Regions from separate parts of the Homo sapiens genome. Here region 2 is linked to region 1. A link is a loop called in an ENCODE intact Hi-C map of the cell type or tissue named here. Cell type or tissue: dorsolateral prefrontal cortex. All regions are shown on one strand.

The links. A loop is a pair of places that touch in the nucleus more often than their neighbours do. Peaks named below come from ENCODE experiments on the same cell type or tissue, not always from the same donor. Only the 100,000 strongest peaks of a DNase experiment are listed, where the experiment ranks them.
Region 2: a loop joins it to region 1, with 2.3 times the contacts of the local background. A loop is called at or near these places in 2 of 110 quality-filtered maps.

What each region holds. Positions count from the first base shown.
Region 1 is chr4:113,004,523-113,009,522 of GRCh38, forward strand. It overlaps a transcript of ANK2 not described here. Among named protein-coding and RNA genes, the nearest start is that of ANK2-AS1, 38 kb to the right of the region's middle. In dorsolateral prefrontal cortex, a CTCF peak has its summit at 2,291; no DNase peak of the experiment used is centred here; H3K27ac peaks cover 3,437 bases.
Region 2 is chr4:112,948,771-112,953,770 of GRCh38, forward strand. It overlaps a transcript of ANK2 not described here. Among named protein-coding and RNA genes, the nearest start is that of ANK2-AS1, 94 kb to the right of the region's middle. In dorsolateral prefrontal cortex, CTCF peaks have their summits at 2,796 (motif pointing left) and 2,995; no DNase peak of the experiment used is centred here; H3K4me3 peaks cover 1,206 bases; H3K27ac peaks cover 4,099 bases.

The DNA of each region.
Region 1 (5,000 bases):
ACATGGAGCTGTCATCTCCTATGACAACAACGCCTTCTTCTAGAATAACTCCTGACAGACCTGTCTGAAGCTATTTTACAGTTAACTTCTTTTTCTATAAGTGATGGGGAATACTCTAAAATAAGAATAAAAAGTATGGTATAGTAAATACATAAACCAGTTACATAGTAGTTTATTATCAAGTTTTATATACTGTACCTAATTGTATATGCTATTATTTCATACAACTGGCAGTGCAGGTTTGTCTACATCAGCATCACCACAAACACATGAGTAATGTGCTGTGCTGTGACATAATGGACAGCTGTGACATCACGAGGTGATAGGAATTTTTCAGCTCCATTATAACCTTTAAGACTGCTGCCATATATAGTGTCCATCATTGACTGAAATGTCATCACGTGGCGCATGACTGTATTTTAATAAGCCGTAAGAGAATCTTTTTATAACCTTGAAGTGAGTAAATGCTTTTTAACTAAGACATGAAAACAATAAGCCATAAGAAAGAAGACTGATGAATTCAACTACATATGAATCAAGAGTTTCTGCATCATGCAAAGATCAACATAAATAAATTTAAGAAATAAGAAATCAGGGAGAAATATTTGCAACTTGTATCATAGACAGGGCTAATTTACCTAATTTATAAAAAGCTTGCATTTCTCAAAAACCTAAAAATAGAACTACTCTATGACCCAGCAATTCCACCATTAGGTATGTATCCAAAGGAAAAAAAAATCAGTATACCAAAGGGGTACCCACACTGCATATTTATCACAGCACTATTCACAATAGCAAAGATTTGGAATCAACCTAAGTGCCCATCAAGGAAAGAATGGATAAAGAAAATGTGATATATATAATCAATAGAATACTACTCAGCCATAAAAAGAGGATTTGCTATTTGCTGCAGCATGGACAGAACTGGAGGTCATTAGGTTAAGTGAAATAAGTCAGGCACAAAAAGGCAAATACCACGTGTCCTCACTCATATGTACGAGCTAAAACAGTCGCTCTCATGGACATAGAGAATAGAATAATAGATACCAGAGACTGTGAGGGGTGGGTAGGAAGGAGAGAGGATGAAGAGAGATTGGTTATGGGTACAAACATACAGTTAGATAGAAGAAATACATTTTAACGTTTGATAGTAGACTAGGGTAATATGATTTGAATGTATGCCGCCTCCAAATCACATATTGAAATGTGATCTGCAGTGTTGGAGGTGGGCCTAGTGGGAGGCATTTGGGTCGTGGTGGTGGATCTCTCATGAATGTCTTGGTGCTGTCTTCACAGTAATGAGTGAGTTCTCACTTTATGAGTTCATGCAAGATCTGGTTGTTTAAAAGTGCCTGGCACCTCCTCCTCTTCCCTCTTGCTCCCTCTTTCGCTACATGACATGCTGGCTCCCCTTCACTTTCCACTATGATTGTAAGCTTCCTGAGGCCCTCACCAGAAGCAGATGCCAGCACCATGCCTTGCGTACAGCCTGCAGAACAACTGTGAGCTAAATAAACCTTTTTTCCTTTATAAATTACCATTCTCAGGTATTCCTTTATAGCAACACAGAATGGACTAACACATAGGGAGACTATTCTTCACAACAATATTCTGCATATTTCAAAGTAACTAGAAGAAAGGACTTGAAATCATACAACACATAAAAATGATAAACAGTTGAGAAGACGGATAGCCCAAACAACCTGACTTGGTCATTACACATTCAACATATGTTACAAACACATCTACCTCATAAATACATAAATTATTATATATCAATAAAAGGAGGGAAAAGCTCCCACATTCAATAAGGCAAAGACTGATGAGCCAATAAAAATAAGTAAAAGAGATGAGAAGATAGTGGAAAAGGAAATATAAGTGCCTCTTCAACATGTGAAAGGAGGTACAACTTCACTCACAAGAGCAGGACAAGTTTAAATACATTGAGCTCTCATTATTTATCCTTCAGATTAGCAAACATAAGAAGTCTTGGTAATAATTTTTGTTAGAAAATGTGGAGAAACAATCTTTTCTTATAGACTGTTGATAAGAGTATAAATGGGCACAGGATTTCTACAGGGCAATTTGGCAATATCTATTGAAGTTACAAATATACATATTCTTTGATCCAGCAATTTTACATATTATTTAATTCACAGATTTATTTGTAACTGGGTTAATGTACTTAGAAATATCAATACAATTTTAAATTAAAAATTAAATCAACTTTTGCTTAAAAGCATCTTCATTTCAGCATCTTTTGGTCTAGTGTTATCTTTTCCCTTTTCCTTATCCTGCCTCATGGTGGGGCAATATATCTCCTTACATTTGGTTTCAAACATGTAGGACTTTGTCATGAATCCATTATGAACCTGACTGACACATTTCTCTGAAAATTTTGTACTTTAAAAATTGTTAACAATTAGCAGAAAAATTAGAACAAGGAAAATGGTTACTCTTCTTATCGTCTATTTTGGAACCAAAAAGCTAACATTTTATTTAGCCTGAGAAAGTAAATGGTCTTAAATCATCGATATGCCATCCATTGCTTTTCCAAAACAGTGATATATTTTTTAAAAAATCAGTTATTTCTTTTTGGGTACATACTTTGCTCAAATGTTATTTACTTATTTTAACTTATAATAAAAATGGATAAAATATGTAATACATGAAGCTGCCCGATTTGAGTATTTTGTGCAGCGGTTAGTATAAATATTTTGACCTTCATCTTGTCCTCTGGGGAAAAGAGTAAGCTTTCAGCTTTTCAGAATGGCGTTTTCACACATATGGCCACAGGCTGTGCTATCCTGGAGAAGCAGGTGGCTAAGTGTGGTTCTGGTCACAGAGCACCCAAAGATTTATCCTTGCCTGATGACAACTACACTCAGAAACTGTATATAATCAGCAGTTCCATTACAGGATACCCAAATACGATGTTCTTAGGGCATCAGAGTATGTTTTTTTCCCGTGTGCTTCTTAGAAAGTGTTTTATTCTCCCCATCTCAGAAGAAAACTATTACTTACAGAAGAGAAAGGGCTCTTGAAAGACTTTGATGTCAGAAAATATGACTTACAACCACATCACATTAAATTTAAGACTTCGATTGCTAAACAGTGAATATACATACAGAATTTATTGATGATAAGGAAATTTGTACCTTAAACTACAATTAAGACTTAAAAACAGAAGCAAATAAAAGTGAATAAATAAGCCATGTTATACAAGCACAGGCATAACTAAAATTAAAACACGTATTAGCCTTCTCACTACTTGCACTTGACTAGTCTTAACAAAAGCTAGTATTGGAGTGGACTGCAAACTCAATATGAAACCATATTGTATTGTGGTAGAGATATGGCAGCAAAAAGATGCAATATACATAAATTGCATAGTTCTGTTCCTGATTACTGTGTAACTCCAAACTAGTGAACTCAAGCATTCCAGTTCACCTCCTCTGAAATCTTGCCACAACAGCATACACTTTTCTCCTTGGAGCCATCATCCTGTAGTGTGTTAATTCTTACATTTTACAGTAGTTTTACCTGGAAAAAGTGGTACCTACACCATTAACTTATTAAGCTTTTCCTTTTTTTTTTTTTTTAACTGAATGAGTCTTTCCTTTTGAATTACATTTTTAATGGAAATAAACTAGGGTTATAGTTTCAGGATTTCCCAACTGCATAGGACTGTAAACATTATATAAAGCTTTGTGTGCTACACTTTATTAGCTTTTAAAGGCAGTTGAGTGGAGTTTATTGTACATAAGACTTGCATTTGTAGTTAGAGAAAAGCCTCACATGATTACCATCTGTTTGCTTTTGCAAGTGTAGCCCTAGAATTCTGATATGCCAATAGAAATGTTATTTTAGTTTTAGTTCACACTGGAGGTTTTCCACAGGCAATTTAATTCTCCTATTTGGAAGAATATTTGTGACCCCTGGTTATAAGCCAATAGGCTCAAATTTTGAAATTTACTTACATGAAATTAACACATGATAAATGATATAAGAATTTCAGTTTAACTTATGTTTGGTGCAAAGCTGGAGTTCCTAAAATAAGCCTTTGGTATGTGGTGTCATATGTGAATTAAAAAGTGAGATGATTCTTCTGCAGAAAGGTAATATATAAATGTATCCAAATTCTATTTGGAGGACACAGGGGGGAAATGGTCATTTTCCATTTTGTATCATTAGTGGGATATTTTATTATTTAATAGCCCAGACACTCCATTACTGAAAGTAAGCACAATCCTTGCTGATGGTAGGCAGATGAGGCTGTGATTCTATATTCTGTGTCTAGGTGGTGGATAGGAGCAGTCCAGTCCAGCTGTCCCACAGACTCAGCCTGTTCATTGGGGAAAAGGGCTCAGTGACCACAGCTAACAAAGAAAAGCAGGGAGATAAAGCAAAAAATCTTGCAGCTGCTGATCAGCTGCTTCACTCGTGGGGCCTCAGAGAAAGAATTTAATTTGTCCTAAACAGCATGTTTTAAGTTACAGTACAACACACCTATCCACAGAAGTATACGTGGAAGGCTGTTGGGAACTGGTTCTTCCACCATTCTTGAATCAAAGGTTTTAAATTATAAACATGCAGACAAAGGAGAACACTGTTCTGTTTAGGTTTTTGTTTTTTGAGCTGCTTGTTTCAGGATGCTGTTGAAATCAGAGCAAGAACTAAGTGAGATGGATGTGGTATTAAGTAGATTCCTCAAAATGATGGCAAATCCTTGCTGTTCTTTAGTTTAAATATATTCTGAAAACTACAGAGTGCCTTAAAGTTTTGAAAACTGTTTTAAATATATATTCACTATTTTAAAATTTTATGTGTTCTCTATATATTTTCTCATTCTCCATACCTTTTTAGTTGAAATACTTTTAAATTTATGGCAATGGGTCCAATTGTTAATCTGAAAACATACATTAAGTACAAAATAGAGTATGCAAAAAACCTGTAAACACCAGGAAATTTAGAGCCCTGAAATATGTCTGGAGATTGGA
Region 2 (5,000 bases), 56 kb before region 1:
TTTCAGCTCAGGTCTGACCTATGATTGCCTCTGCCCCATATTCTCCTTGTTTTTAGATGTTTAGACTTTCTATGGTTGAGGGAATGAGGCTAGTGAGTAGAGAGATAGAGGCAAAGGCATTTTCACCTATTGCTTTTGGTGCTTTCCTGGCTATCAAATGTCCTCTTCATCTCAGGCCTTCAGATGCTGCCTCTTCTCTGATGCCACTGGAGTTCTTTGAAGATCTCCCCTGGGATTTCTCCTATTAACTTTCAGAGTCCCCCTCACCCCTGAGCTTTTACCCTAGGAGGTACAGCTCCAGCCATTTACTGTTGGGGTCCTTTTGCACCAGCAGGCAGCAGTGTTCTTGGGCTGTGCCTGTCAAGTGAAGATGACATAAGCCTAGATATCTGCTTGAATTGTTTCGCTGATTTCATCTTGAAAGAAGGGGCTGGTATCTCTCCAGGTAAGTAAAACTTGCAAACATCTCCAAAGTGGTTCACTTGGTCCCTTCTTTTCCTGCATGGCTTCACTTAGGAAAAACACCAATAAAGCATTCTCTTCCTAAAATTTTCTGTAAATAAACTGTCCTCTTAAGGAGTCTATAAGCTTTTCTAATATGGGATAGGTGTTTAGAATATGTTCAGTAGCTGGGTTTTGTAATCTTTTAATTGCTGTGGAGATGATGGATCTATTGATTATTTTTGGAACTAATGTGGATGCTACTGACTTGTTAACTCAGTTTGGGGCCTCAGCTTAAATTCTGAGCCAACACAAAAGAGTTTAATTCCACATTCTTTTTCAAATGTAATCAAACATGTTGGGGAAATATCTCTGTAAATGACATTGGAATATCTTGCTAACCATTTAGAACAAAAATAATTGATCTCTATTTGGGTACCACACACAAAAATAAATCTGAGATGGATTAAAGATTAAAATGACAAAACTGCTAGTAAAACAAGATATTGTCATCTTGGTCTGGAATAAGCCTTTCTAAATTTGATGCCAAAGGTAAGAAACAAACAGGAAAAAGAATGCCCAATTAGCATTCGTAACAATTAAAAAGTTTCACATGGCATGCACACAACACAAAAGACAAATTTTATAGTGGAGAAATAATTTGCAAAAAGGGTTACTATTCTCAATATATAATGAGATATCATTAAGAAAAATATAAATATGAGAAAAATGAAGGAATTTAGAAGTAGGCAACTCAAAAGAGAAGAAATGCAGTTGATCAATAAACATAATTAGATGTTCAGTCTTGCAAATAATTCACTTTTTTGGTCTGCTTGGAATGCTTTCCCCTTTTCTTCACAATTTTTGTAAACCTGATTCCTTTTCACAAGGGTCTTCAGTCTAATGTCCCTCATCTCTGTAACTCCATGCTTCACTTCTTACCTGCCTCTCTCTATTTGAATATAAGCTTTTTGAGGTCAGATACCTAATCTATGCCTTTTTTCCCCCAGTGCCTATTTAGTGCTTGGCCATAGTAGACTCTCAAATGTTTGTTGAGTAAATGTGTAAATAAATGAAGGAACTGATAGAACGTAAATGGAAACAATTACATACAGTATTTTCCTATTGTATTAAGAAAGGTTAAAAAGTAAGGCTGGGTGCGGTGGCTCACGCCCGTAATCCCAGCACTTTGGGAGGCTGAGGTGGGCGGATCATGAGGTCAGGAGATCGAGACCATCCTGGCTAACACAGTGAAACCCTGTCTCTACTAAAAATACAAAAAATTAGCCTGGCATGGTGGCATGCACCTGTAGCCCCAGCTACTCAGGAGGCTGAGGCAGGAGAATCACTTGAACCTGGGAGGTGGAGGTTGCAGTGAGCCGAGATCATGCCACTGCACTCCAGCCTGGGTGACAGAGCGAGACTCTGTCTCAAAAAGAAAAAAAAAAAAAAGAAAAAAAGAAAGGTTAAAAAATAAAAATACCTAGCATGAGTGAAATAACGTATTATCATTCTTGGAGGTAAAAATTAGCACAGTATTTCGGTAGGAAAATTTGGCAAGTTGAATCAAATTTTAAAATGTGTGCCTCGGCCGGGCGCGGTGGCTCACGCCTGTAATCCCAGCACTTTGGGAGGCCGAAGCGGGCGGATCACGAGGTCAGGAGATCGAGACCATCCCGGCTAAAACGGTGAAACCCCGTCTCTACTAAAAATACAAAAAATTAGCCGGGCGTAGTGGCGGGCGCCTGTAGTCCCAGCTACTTGGGAGGCTGAGGCAGGAGAATGGCGTGAACCCGGGAGGCGGAGCTTGCAGTGAGCCGAGATCCCGCCACTGCACTCCAGCCTGGGCGACAGAGCGAGCCTCCGTCTCAAAAAAAAAAAAAAAAAAAAAAAAATGTGTGCCTCTTTGACAGTAATTTAATGCTTGGAAGTTTATCCTAAGAAAATTACTGAACTAATGTACAGAGATACATTTGGTTGTGTAACAAAGTATTGTTTATGATAGGGAAAAATTACTAGCAAATGAGATGTTCATTGATAATCAGGAAATTGATATTTTGTAAAACATTCAAACAAATGAATATACTTAGTTGTTAAAAATGATGTTATAGATCTGTGTTTATTGACATAAAAAGGTATTTGTGATATAGGAGAAAAAAATTATACTGAGCAGGAGTTATTTTGATAACTAGCTGGTATAAAAAAGGTTTTTAAAAAGATCATAATTTCCTTTTCCAGTGTTATTTAATGATTCAAATGAAAAGAAAACAGTTGAAGTAATTTCTTTGTAAATTCCTTTTCCTTCTAATTTGTTTTTCTGATTATTTTCTTCATTCTTGTTACTGCCACCTAGTGGATGATGATTGGTTTGCTTTTTTATTGTTCGAGATTATGGTTTATTTTTTCCCCGAAGGTAGCTCTTTCTAAGGGTTTAAAAAAAAAATCACCAGTGGTGTGCTAGTAAACATTTTACTTCCAGCTATCCAAAGGCATTGTGTACATAAGTATACATTCATAAACTTCTAATAAGCTTTACTTATAAAGGATGCACACAATTTATGTAGAGGGAGCACATATTTTACGAGTAATAAGAAAACAGAAAATACTCTTTATTTAAATTATAAATAGCTAATTGATTATAACAAATTGCTTTCATTGCTTTTTGCTGAACTCCTGTATCTGTAGCAAACCTGTGGCTGCAGTTCAACCATGATTTGACACATGGAGCTGTATGCCAATTTATTAACCCTTTACCAAATATCATTAAATCTGACGTGTGATGTACCATTGGACTATTTCTCACCATTGTACAAATTATCTTCATTGAACTCAAATCTCTTTCAGCTTTAGCACTAAACCAAACCCTTCTTTATAGTGCTTGTAACTTTATGTTATGCAAATATTCCCACTAACGTTGATGTCAATCTACCAATGTGAAAACACAGAACCTGGATTTGGGGACAGATGCACAGTAGCACTCCATTATGTAGTATTTTCACTTTGCATATGTGATAGACATAATAGCTTCAAAGCATAGATAACGGTAAAATGTAGTAAATGTAGTAAAATAAATAGGGAGTGATGTTTAAAATGTATATTTCACTATTTTTAATATAACTTGTTTGACTATAAGTTTATATAACTTAACTATTAAAACTGGCTTGCAAAATTGAAAATTTAACAGTTGGCTTTCACAATCTTGCATGAGCAAATGCCACACCACTGAATATAGCTGTTATCTTTGCTTTTTGAGTTGTCTTTATTGTTCTGGGGAAGCTGCAGAGCCATGAAAGAGACCATTCTTTGAGCTCTAATTTGTATCTGAGCAGCATATTATGACATGTTTTATTGTTATCTGTCGTTGGTACATGTTAAGGAAGAGTAATACCATGATGTAATCCTACTCTTCCTTAACATGTGTGTTTTAAGCCTTTGAGCATCTTTTTAAATAAAAGGATGAACATGTGAAATATATATGCAAAGTTCTAAATTATTGAGCAAAATTATTATCATACAATTACTTCAACTAAAATATCTCTTAGAGATACTTTTATAAAATAATCCAGAAGGATTTACCTTTTAATATGCTTCCTCATATTGTCTCATCTGACCCTCCTACAAATCTGTAAGGGGCATATTATTATTTTCATCTTACAGGTTAGGAAATGGGGAAACAGAGAGGTAAAGTGACTTGACCAAGTCAAGAGAGATTAGGAGATTATATTAGTAATGATAATAACAGCAGCAACAGCATCACTACAGAAATTGTTGACAAAGTACCCAGGATATGCCAAGCACTATTCTAAATACACTGCGGTTATTGTTTCATTTAATCCCATGAAACATACCATAAATCTCCACTTTTCAAGTAAGAAACCCAGACCAGAGAGGTAGAGCAATTTGCTCAAGGTTACATAAGTGGGGACACTGGGGTTCAAAGCCAGATATATCTGATTCCAGAACTTAACTCCCAGAGGCACTATAATCTCCTGCCTCTCATTATTAATCTGGATTTCCACTATATTCTGCATTCACAGATGCAGGTCTAGAAATGCAGTTTAAGTTTATCCATTGTTTAGGCAAGCATAATTTATAGCTTGAATATTGTAAAAATAATTATTCATGTTTCTATTTTGCATAGTTCTAGAAGGAAATAAAGTTCTGTTTTAAGGTGTTTGCTTCTGTGCAAGATGCACAGGCCAGAGTCTCTTATGACATTCGAAGTAGGGAGATGTTAATGATGAGGACAGCCCTGCCTATTGTTCCCAAGTCTCCAGAGACTTCCAAGGCTTCCAGTCCTTACACAATTGTTGGGAGAATCCCATTACTTGTTTGTGGAGAGGATTACATACGTTTGGTTTGCATTAATTGCAGAGCTTTGCCGTTAGCATTACTCATATGAGACTCTTTCAGATAGTTATTAATTTCCATTTAAGGAAATTAAACTTTTGACATTCTCTAGAGGTCTAATTATTGACTGGCTGTTTCCTGACTCTACTCTGGCAGAGGTAGTTCTTTTGCCTTGTCGGCACTAAATCTTGACTCCTGAATTTTGACGA